Regions from separate parts of the Mus musculus genome. Here region 2 is linked to region 1. A link is a loop called in an ENCODE intact Hi-C map of the cell type or tissue named here. Cell type or tissue: left cerebral cortex. All regions are shown on one strand.

What was found. A loop is a pair of places that touch in the nucleus more often than their neighbours do. Peaks named below come from ENCODE experiments on the same cell type or tissue, not always from the same donor. Only the 100,000 strongest peaks of a DNase experiment are listed, where the experiment ranks them.
Region 2: it touches region 1 in a loop (2.2-fold over the local background); 2 of 42 quality-filtered maps call a loop at or near these places.

Annotation. Positions count from the first base shown.
Region 1 is chr8:83,265,600-83,270,599 of GRCm38, reverse strand. Tbc1d9 (TBC1 domain family, member 9) reads right to left here. Exons shown (of 21, transcript NM_001111304.1): 18 at 4,433-4,519; 19 at 1,543-1,617; 20 at 1,353-1,456. It also overlaps the pseudogene Gm17999. Among named protein-coding and RNA genes, the nearest start is that of Ucp1, 22 kb to the left of the region's middle. In left cerebral cortex, no CTCF peak of the experiment used is centred here; a DNase peak (open chromatin) is centred at 2,397.
Region 2 is chr8:83,324,523-83,329,522 of GRCm38, reverse strand. It overlaps Elmod2 (ELMO/CED-12 domain containing 2), which reads left to right. Exons shown (of 9, transcript NM_178736.5): 3 at 383-411. Among named protein-coding and RNA genes, the nearest start is that of Elmod2, 5.5 kb to the left of the region's middle. In left cerebral cortex, a CTCF peak has its summit at 2,212; DNase peaks (open chromatin) are centred at 1,089, 1,389 and 2,239.

The sequences.
Region 1 (5,000 bases):
AAGGTGAGGGGAGGTGCACTTGCTATCCCAGCATCGGGGCGGACAGAGACAGATGGACCCTTGGAGCTCACTGGCCAGCCAACTTTGCCTATTTGGTGAGCTCCGGGCCAATGAGAGACTCTGTCTCAAACACAAGGAGGGTGGTTCCTGAGGGGTAGCTGAGGTTGGCCTCTGGCCTCCGTACACGCACCCACATATTTGTGCCTATGCACATGAAAATATACTCCTCACGCACAGTGGATAAGTTACATCTTGCTTAGTTTCTTCCTCTTCCTCTGCTGCCCCCATCCACGTTGGTTGTTTTGAAACAGGGTTTTACTATGTAGGCCAGGCTAGCTTCAAACTCATTATCCCCTTCTTCTGCCTCCTTAGTGCAGGGCTACTGGCATGGACTATCATGCTAGGCACTACATCCTCTCTCTCTCTCTCTCTCTCTCTCTCTCTCTCTCTCTCTCTCTCTCTCTCTCTGTCTTTGTCTCTTCTTTTCCTCCTAGTTGAAGAATCTTAAGGAAGCATCAGACTCATCTCTCCTCGTGTCTCTGCAGTTTTGAAGACCGTTCCCAAGGTTAGCTATAGTAGAGTCTCCCATGACACAACTCTTCACCTCCCTGTACATAACAACACCTTTGTGTTTAACCTGGCACCTTAGCTGGAAACTTATCCTTTCATGACTATACCCACTTATATCTCTTCCCCAGTACACTTTAGCTTTTCAGGGACATCTCTATTGCTGAGTGCAGTGATATAAGACAGCAGAACTTAACTTCTGAGTATCTTAGGGTAATCCTGCCAATTGGGATGGAGCACACGTAGTCTCAGATCCGAGTACTTTGTTCAATATTTCTTTTAGGAGAACATTTTCTCACAACAGAGCATAATTTTTGATGCAAAAGAAATAAATACAAATAGAGATGTAATTCAGTTGAGAGTGCTTGCCTGGCATCCGTGAAGTCCAGGGTTCAACTCACAGCACCACATAAGCTGGATATGGTGGCTACATGCCTGTGCACTTGGGAGGTGGAGGCAGGAGAATCAAAAATTCAAGGTCATCTTCAGCTACATAGTTAGTTGGAAGCCAGCCTGGACTACATGACACCCTGTCTTTTAAAAAAATGAATAAATCCAAAGGGTGGCAGTGGTGCACACCTTTAATCCCAGCATTCAGGAGGCAGAGACAGGTGGATTTCTGTGAGTTCCAGGACAGCTAGGACTACACAGAGAAACCCTGTCTTGAAAAACGAAACACCAAAACAAATACAAGCAGAACATAGTTAAGTACCCCCAAGTCCCCGCTGTCTTTAGGAGATATTTTAATCTAAGTTTATATATGGCTGCAAAGAACAGTCTCTTACCTGGTTCAGCTTGGGCAAATCCTTGGCAGTTTTTGACTTAGACTTATTTTCTGCAGTCCAGAGTTTTAGGTAATTACGGTTTTCTTGAGAATTTGCCCTTTTCCCTAAAACCCAAAAGTCAAGAGATGAGCATTCATAGATCAAGAAACAAGAACAGCAGACTGGTAAACAGAGAAGAGGACATCTGTACCTCTGTCCTGCTTCAGGCTCACTGTGACGAAGCCGTCGTCCGCACTCTGCTTGCCTCTACTGTCCAAGCCAACAACTATCAGGGAATATTCGGAAAGAAGAAGGGTGTTAGAGAATATAAATCATGGACTTAGTGTAGGAGAAAATGAAGATTCTGTGGGCAGGGTGGCCTGACTTAGCAGACACTAATGTTAACACTGACTGGAGAGCATTAGTCATGCTATGGTGCTCTTGCAGAGAGACCCAGAGTTCGACTCTCACAACCTACATCAGGTGGCCTAAGATTGCCTGTCACTCCAGCTCCGAGAAATCTGATACATTCTAGCTTCCACACTCACACACAAATCTTCACAGTACATACATACATACATACATACATACATACATACATACATACATATTCATAACCAGCATCCCTTGTCAGATAATCTGTAGGTCAAAGTGCATTTCTAATAGCACATGATGTATACTTATACTAAACAAGTTATTCTTTATACATTTGAATTTTTTGAAAGAATTATTTATTTTATGTATGTAAATATACCATAGCTGCCTTCAGACATACCAGAAGATGGGCATCAGATCTCATCAAGGATGGTTGTGAGCCACCATGTGGTTGCTGGGAATTGAACTCAAGACCTTTGGAAGAGCAGTCAGTGCTCATAACCACTGAGCCATCGCTCCAGCCAGAAATTTGAGTTTTATTGGACATATTTTATCTGACACTCCACCTCTAGGTGAAGGATGGCCCCAGATTTATTTCTCACAGCAGAGGGTTTATTGTACAATGAAAGATGTATGATGGATGATGTCATGCAGTCTTTAGAAGCTACTGGAGGTGGTGGTGTGGAATTTCCCATAAGCCTCCATTCCTCCATCCTGCCTGGGATCTTACAGACTCACAAGCATCTGCTGTGACTTGTAACAGGATCAAGAACATATCCTTCACAGGAAACGGGAATGATAGTAGAAGCAAGAGAACATAATTTGGCAACTCTAAAATATCATTTTTGAAGAACCCAGTTATAACTGTGTTTTCCTCTTGAAACTGGACACGACAGGACACACAGACACTGGGGAGGACAAGAGTTACAACAGTCTCAGAGTCTGATGGATTTGGCTGGCTGTGAGTGCTTCCTGGACTTTCTCAGCTAACTCGGTCACAGCTGGATTTCCAACCTCCCTTAGCAGTGTTTTAGCTAAAGGGACAGGGCATCTCTTCCCTGCTTCACGAAAAAGGCAATAGGAAACAAATAGACACCCATACTATTTAGTGCACAGCAAACCCGTGCAGTGGTTAGTATGCAATCATTTAAAAACTATCCTTCTATGAATTTGTTTTCCAGGCTGCTAATGAGATTTATTACTGCACATGAGCTGATGGACACAGGACTCAGCACAGTGGAAGCCCTCAGGAGTGCAGGGCCTGTCCCAAAACTGATGATATGTTTGACCCCATATCTATTGGGGATGGACCACTCCTTGGCTACCACGACTTGAAATTCATTTGCATTAAACCTGGTAAAGCCAAACTCTTCTGGGATTTTGGGCAACCAGGAAACTTGATCTTGGTTACATGAAAGGCCTTCCCCCTATGCTCCTAATGCTGCAGTTTGGTGCAGAGGGACAGGATGACCTGGCTAAGCAAACCCTGGTCACTGTGGCCTGGGGTTTTTTGTGGCACTCTGCTTGCTGTCGGGAGCCTGTCAGCCCCAGCACTGAAACCCCTGTTGATGCAGGTGACATAGGAAGGGTGGCGCTGCTCTTCACTATCAAGGCCATCTTTGCACTTTTTATCATGTTTGTGTTGGCACCAACACAGGTGGCTTCCAGGGCTTAGGGAGAGAGTCACCTAAACTCATCTGACACTGTGTGGCTACAAAGTGGGAGCTCATCAACTTTTGCCTTCTTCCATACCATGTCAGAAATTCAGATTTCGGTATCGGAGACGTCTTGGCAGAAGGACTTTGGGTACAGCTTGTTCTGGTGAGACCATAACATAGGCGTCTGAGTGGTGGGGAGGTCACGGGGGGTGGGGTGGGGGGTGGCCCATTGTGATATGAAGATTTTTGGTGGGCATCAGAGGAAATGACAATGTTTTCAGAAAAAAAAAAGCCCTAATGATGTAATGATATCACCTTCTCACTGCATTTTAAGGAAAACGATAATTAATGAAGCACATATATGCACACATCTAATAGAACAATAAAAATAGGGGCTGGCAAATTGGGCTCATTCCTGCTTCCAAGCCTAATGATGTTTAGGACTTCAGTCCTTGGGACCCACATAGTGTAAGGAAAGAAGCGACTCCAGCAAGTTCTTCTCTGACCTCCAAACATGCTCTGTGACATACATGTGCATGTGCACACGTGAAAAGAGATGTAGAGAATCCTTCCACGAGCAAGGCCCTGGATTCGGTCCTCAGAATTTTAGCAAAAACAAAACCAGAAGTTTGTAAGTAGCCAGATCGCAGGTTAGATGGGTGTACTGTGTGTGCACATGATCACATACACTAGTAGGAAAGTGTGGAAAAGCAAAATGCCAGGCTATGACTAGCTGGTTATTGTATGAGCAAGATTTCCAGCTTATCTTGTGTACTTTAGTCTGTGTTTTGAAACATCCAGCAACTCGATAGGGATTCTGTTAGAAAACCGCTCTGAAGAAGCATCGTGTAAAGACATTCCACAGTGTGGCCTTTTCAGAAGCATCTGCATAAGAGAAGAACCCTCTAAACTGAGAGCCTAAGAAGGCAAGGTCGGTGTGCAAACCTCATGACTGTGTTAGGCAAACCTACTTACAGACTTCTCTAACTTTGGAGTTAAGCCTCCCCAGTAATAGCAGGCGCTACAGGAGACAAAAACAGTCTCCGTGGGGGTTAGAACTTCACCTACCATGTGTGCATTCTGGGGTGATGTCTTCAAAAAAGTACTGAGTGGCTTCAAAGGCGGAGTCAGGCTCATCTTGATCACAGGATGGCTCTGTGAGAGAGGGGACACAGACACGTGAGGGGTCAGCTCCGCCACACCAGGGAGTGACAGGGAGGATGAAGATCTGAAGTCAGCAAAGTGGGATGGAGGGCCGGGTGGCCTCAGAGGCATCTGTGGGCTCAGTGGGTAACTGCATCGTTCTAACTCCATCTTCTTTCTACCCCCCCCCCCCCCCCCGCGCTTTGAGTTTCCTCTCTATCGGAACGATTTCCCAAAGACTTTGAGACAGTACTTTCTGGGTCAGTTATAGGACACTGTCTGCTACTCAAGACCACATTTGCTCCCATCTGGGGGTGTGAATGATTTTCAGTATCTGATAGATTTACCCCAGCCGAGACCAGCCTTATTTAAAACTGAACTCCAAGCCTCAGCGGCGTGCCTGGTTGTTCCCTCCAACGTCAAAACCTCTACTCAAAGGACTGAAGGAGCCCGAGAGGTCAAGGACACCACAAGAAGCCTACAGAATCAACTA
Region 2 (5,000 bases), 59 kb before region 1:
TGCTCCTTTGTTCTTGTACTGCTGAGTTGCGGGCCGCTTGCTCAGACTGACAGAGAAGAGGGTGTAGTGGGGGATATAGTCTTCAGATGAATTTCTGAGATCTTAGCAGTGGGCAAACACCCCCACTCTGGCGGTCTGCACAGAAACACACAGTTCTGGGAAAATTAGATTGTCACCAGCTTGGTACTGCATTTGGGGGATGATGGTTCCACCTTTTTCTCTATCCTGTAAGATTTTGAGATGATTGTTGTGTTGTTCATGTGGGAATTGTACCTTAAACTGCAGAAGTGATTTATCGTTGCTGTTATAGTTTTACTATTTGATTTTGGGTAATTCAGAAAATGTGTTCAAGTGGTAACTTTTTTTTTTTTTTTAATTTCAGAAAATTCCTTGACATATTCCAAGAATAAGGTAAGAGCACATTAAAATGCTAATTCTAGAAAACTTAACCTAAGTGTAGTTTTTTCTTTGAAAAGAACATTTTGATTTCAGGATTATGTTTACTGCCTTTGCTATGAGAAACTGTGAGTTAAGTGTTCTCATTTTAGAAATTGTAATCCTGTTTACAAAATACTTTCTCCATGTGTTTTGATGGACAGAAGAGGATTTCAACTCTGTGTCCTGTTCTGAGGTCCTACCTGTTGATTTTGTAGCAGCTTTGGTAGCTTTGGGGACCAGCATGTTAGGAAAGCCTTTCCCAAGACTGTGTCCTCAGGGTAGGTTGTGTGAGAGAAGAGCCAGGCAAATTTTGATCCAAAGTGAGTCCCAGCATACGATCCCTAGCAGTCAGCTTTTGCTGTATAAGAAACAAGCACAAGTCTGCGGAGCCTAAAGCAGTGTCATTGAGTGCTCATGCCCATGTGGCTCAGCTGCAAAGGCCTTTATCTTGTCGGTCTCATGTTCCCATGTCTGTTTCACTTGTCTTACTGTAGGTCACAGGTGCGGGTTCAGTGGGCAGTGAGGGAATGGTCTCACAGTAAGTCACTGGAGGCCCGCAGACTGCATCATCTCCATTTGCATCTGTGGGTTTAAATGAGTGGTTAAGTGCAAGACAAAAGATGCATTCTGAACAGCCCAAAGCTGTGGCAGGCGAGTGGTTGCATGGGAACTGGCTTGCATGGGAAGGAAAACCTGTCTGCCACATGTCAGCTGCAGCTCTTGATGTGTTACGTGGGAAACCAAGAATTAACCAGTTAGAATTTACTGTAAGATCACAGTGTTGTCTGTAAAAGAATTACTGGTATATATTATTTTGTGACATTTTTAGTTTAGCCATCTGTGTGCACATCTCTATTTTAGATATCCATATACATGTTTGCACTGGTCATAATGTAAAATATGAATCATAATAAAAAAACGTGGACATGATTCGGTCTGCTAGTGTTGGTAAGAGTTGCTGACTCACACTGGAATCGGAAGAGTTGGGTTCTGCAAGCTGACACACTTCGTTCTGGAGAGTAACTTCTAAAGTGGGTGCTTGTTATCTTAGGTACAGTCTTTCATTTATGAGTTATCTGTGTGAGAGTAACTCGCATCCACATCAGTGGACACTGGGCAGGGTATAGAGTTGCCTTTGTTCAGAATCCTAAACTGTGATTTGTTTTTTTTTCATGAGAATATGGCATCTGGAACTTTGAAAGTTTCTGCCCTAATTCTTGTTTAATTGCACACACACATGTGGTACCTGTTACTGTAATATAGCAGGCAGATCCCCACAGCAGCCTTTGATTGTAGGTACCTGCTTGGACACATTTTATTTCAGAGCTGTTACGGCAGGTCTCAAACTTAGTAGCCCCAGCATCCTGTGGTAGCCTGTTGGGAGTGAAGACACTGGGTTCCACCCCAGATGTCCTGATTCTGTTTCTGACTTGTTGGTTCCCCAGTGATGCTTGTTTCCTGCCGGTCAGGGCCCTGCTTGGAGGGATAGCCCTGTGTTCTGACTGTTCCTGCTCTCTCTGTAAGAAGCCATGTTTTCTCCACACAGACTGACTGATGCAGATCAAGTTGTGTTTCTTTGTGTCCTAAATCTTGGAATATTTGAGAATGAATTGTCCTCTGACAGGTGCTTTCCAGTGCCCTGAAAACTACTGTAAAAGTGTTACAGTTCCTTGTGCCGCACCCACACACCCAGCACTTATATCCTCTTTAATGCTTTGAGACCTTCCTGCACACCATCAGTGCTGCCCCAGTGCACCCCACTTGCTCCCCCTAGCGCATCCCCTTAGTTTCCCTTGTTGCTCACTGTTGCATCTAGCACTGCTCTTGCCCTGTGCTTCTGCTCCAAACCAGCGTACCATCTGTCATCAGCCTGTGTAGGCCTTGTGCCACTAGGGCCAAAGTGTTGGTTCTCCCTGTTAAAAGTTTACCTCACATCAGCTCCAGTTTCATTCAGTTCTCACCTCATGAGCACACTGAGCCTTCTCTACTTGGAATCATAAGTCCCACCCCCTGTCCTTTTTCCTCCTCCTTCTTCTTCTTCTTTTTTTTTTTTCAGTATCTTACTTCTTTATTTCTTCATTCTCTCCTGCTGCAAAGAAACAGCATGAAGCATAGTGTCTGTTGCTTACGGCCGTATCCCCAGCGCCTGCACTGACTCCCAGCAAGCAGCAGTGCTTTGAGGGTTAAGAAAACATAGACAGAGTGGGCAGTGCTGGCCCTTTTCCACATGAGCGTGTGGTTCTTGCTTCCTTTGCTTGTTCTGGTGGAGAAGGATCAGAAACTGAACTCAGCACCCACATATCAGCAGACCGAGGATAGGCTGGAGCAGCATCTGGGCTCTCAGAATTTATCAGTGGGATTATATAAATATATATATATATGTGTGTGTGTGTGTGTGTGTGTGTGGTAAATTAAGCTAAATGTAAGTAGGACAGGGGATCAGATATTGGCAAAATTTCAGCAAGGATTGGGTGACTACCATATGTTCAGATTCTGCCAGGGTTTCAATATTTGTAGGAGTAGTAAAATTGATGATGGACAATTATCAATAGGCAACAAAGAGCAATACAGAGCAGGAAGGACTGGACATGGCTTAGAGCAGTGGCTGCAACCTTCCCAAGTCTGCGTACAGCTCCTCATGTGGTGACTCCAACCATAAAATTATTTCATTGCTACTTCACAACTGTAATTTCACTACTATTATGAATTTTAATGTAAATATCTGATATGCAGGATATCTGATAATGCCATCCCTGTAAAAATGTCATTTGACTTCTAATGAGTCATGATTCACAAGTGAGATCCACTGGCTTAGAGTATTTTGGGACTCAACATGAGTGGATTAAATTAACAGGAAATAATATGCTAAGTTTTCAATTATTTAGTAGCTATTTAAAAATCTCACCTGAAATGTAAATGTTAAAGTTGTATTCTTATGATGTCACCATCAAAAAATAGAATATTGCTGTGTTTTTATTCTGTAAAGAGAATAACTAGCAATGCTACTGCTGTGTTTTTTATTCTGTAAAGAGAATAACTAGCAATGCCTAAGATTAACTCAAATCATAGCTGCTTTCTCTTCTTGAAGCCTCGAACTGAAGTTGTTTTGTCAATACATAGAAATGGGCTTGTCAGTTTAAACATGCAATTTGTATATTTCTTCAAGAGAATAATATTATTCTGATGTTGTGGATTTCCATTGACTATCTCAGTATTTTACTACATGAAAAGAAGTCTGGAAATTGTTTTGATTTTATTACTTTCTATTTTATTTATTGCTTGTCCCCTCATCAATACCTGTATCACCATTTTAGAAAGGCAACATAAGAGAGTGCATGTTGATAATATTGATGATAATGTAATTAAGCCAGTGAACACTATAAGAATATGAGAGAAAGCATCCGTGATACCCTTGTACATATTTAAATACTTTGCATTTCTAATGGTGAGTATGCATGCTTATCTCTGACAGCAATCTCAATATATGGTTCTGTTGGGTTGTAGACTGTTGGACAGTTGAACCGCCTTCTTTGTTGGTTAAACATCTTACTCCCTCAGTTACAGACTTGGACCTATTTATAGCTCTGTCCAATGGCTGCTAAACTGTGAAAATTTGTGGTATCTGGACTATAAATACTGTAGTAGTCCCATGGGTCAAAGAAAAATTTGGTGGGAAATAGACAAAATTGAACTGGAAACACAACATATCTACATTTGCTTAGCTCACCAAAGCAAACTTTAAAAGCCTAAACCAGTACAATCTGTTTGTACCTTTAGAAACCTGAAAAGTAAGCTGAAGAAGTTACAAGGCAGAAAAATCAATGAATTAGTAAAATAGACAAACGTGGGCATTGCCAACAAGCTCAGAAGCCAATCCGTTAAAAAGATTAGTAGCGTCAGTCACCTCTAGCCACTGATGAATTCTGCGAGAAAGCCAAGATTCCCAGTCTTAGGAAAGGTAGAACATAAGGCCCCAGAGCCTGGGTCACAGGTTCTGTGAGCAGCTTCATCCTGGGAAACCCTGTAGTTTCTGTGAAGTGGGAAAAGTTTGTGGAAAGCAGTTTGTCAACTAATATGAAAATAAAAGAATCTAGGTTGCCATATATTCAAGAAAAGAAATAAAATCTCCAATTTAAAATATTGTAAAACTCTGTAGCATTGGCCTATTTAGTTCTCTTTTAATAGATGTTTGGGCCCTTGTGCTTTTGAGTGTTTGCCTGTATGCACTGTGTCTGTGCTGTGTACATACCTGCTGCCCACAGAGGTAAGAAGAGGGCATCAGATTCTCTGGAGCTGGATTGTCAGGTGGTTGTGAGCCATCAGGTAGGTCCTGGAAACCAAACCCAGTCCTCTGCAGAAGTAGTGTTCTTTGCCATTGAGCCTCTCTCTAGCCTTGCTTAATTCTTACCAAACATTTATGGAAGAAGAAACAGTGCCACTGTTAACAGAAAGTCCTGGGAAATGGAGGGAAGACCCCCCCCCTTTTGAGTGCACACTAAAACCAAAGACCTATAAATAAAAAATACAACTCGGTGTCCTTTATGAACGTGATGCAAGAGTTC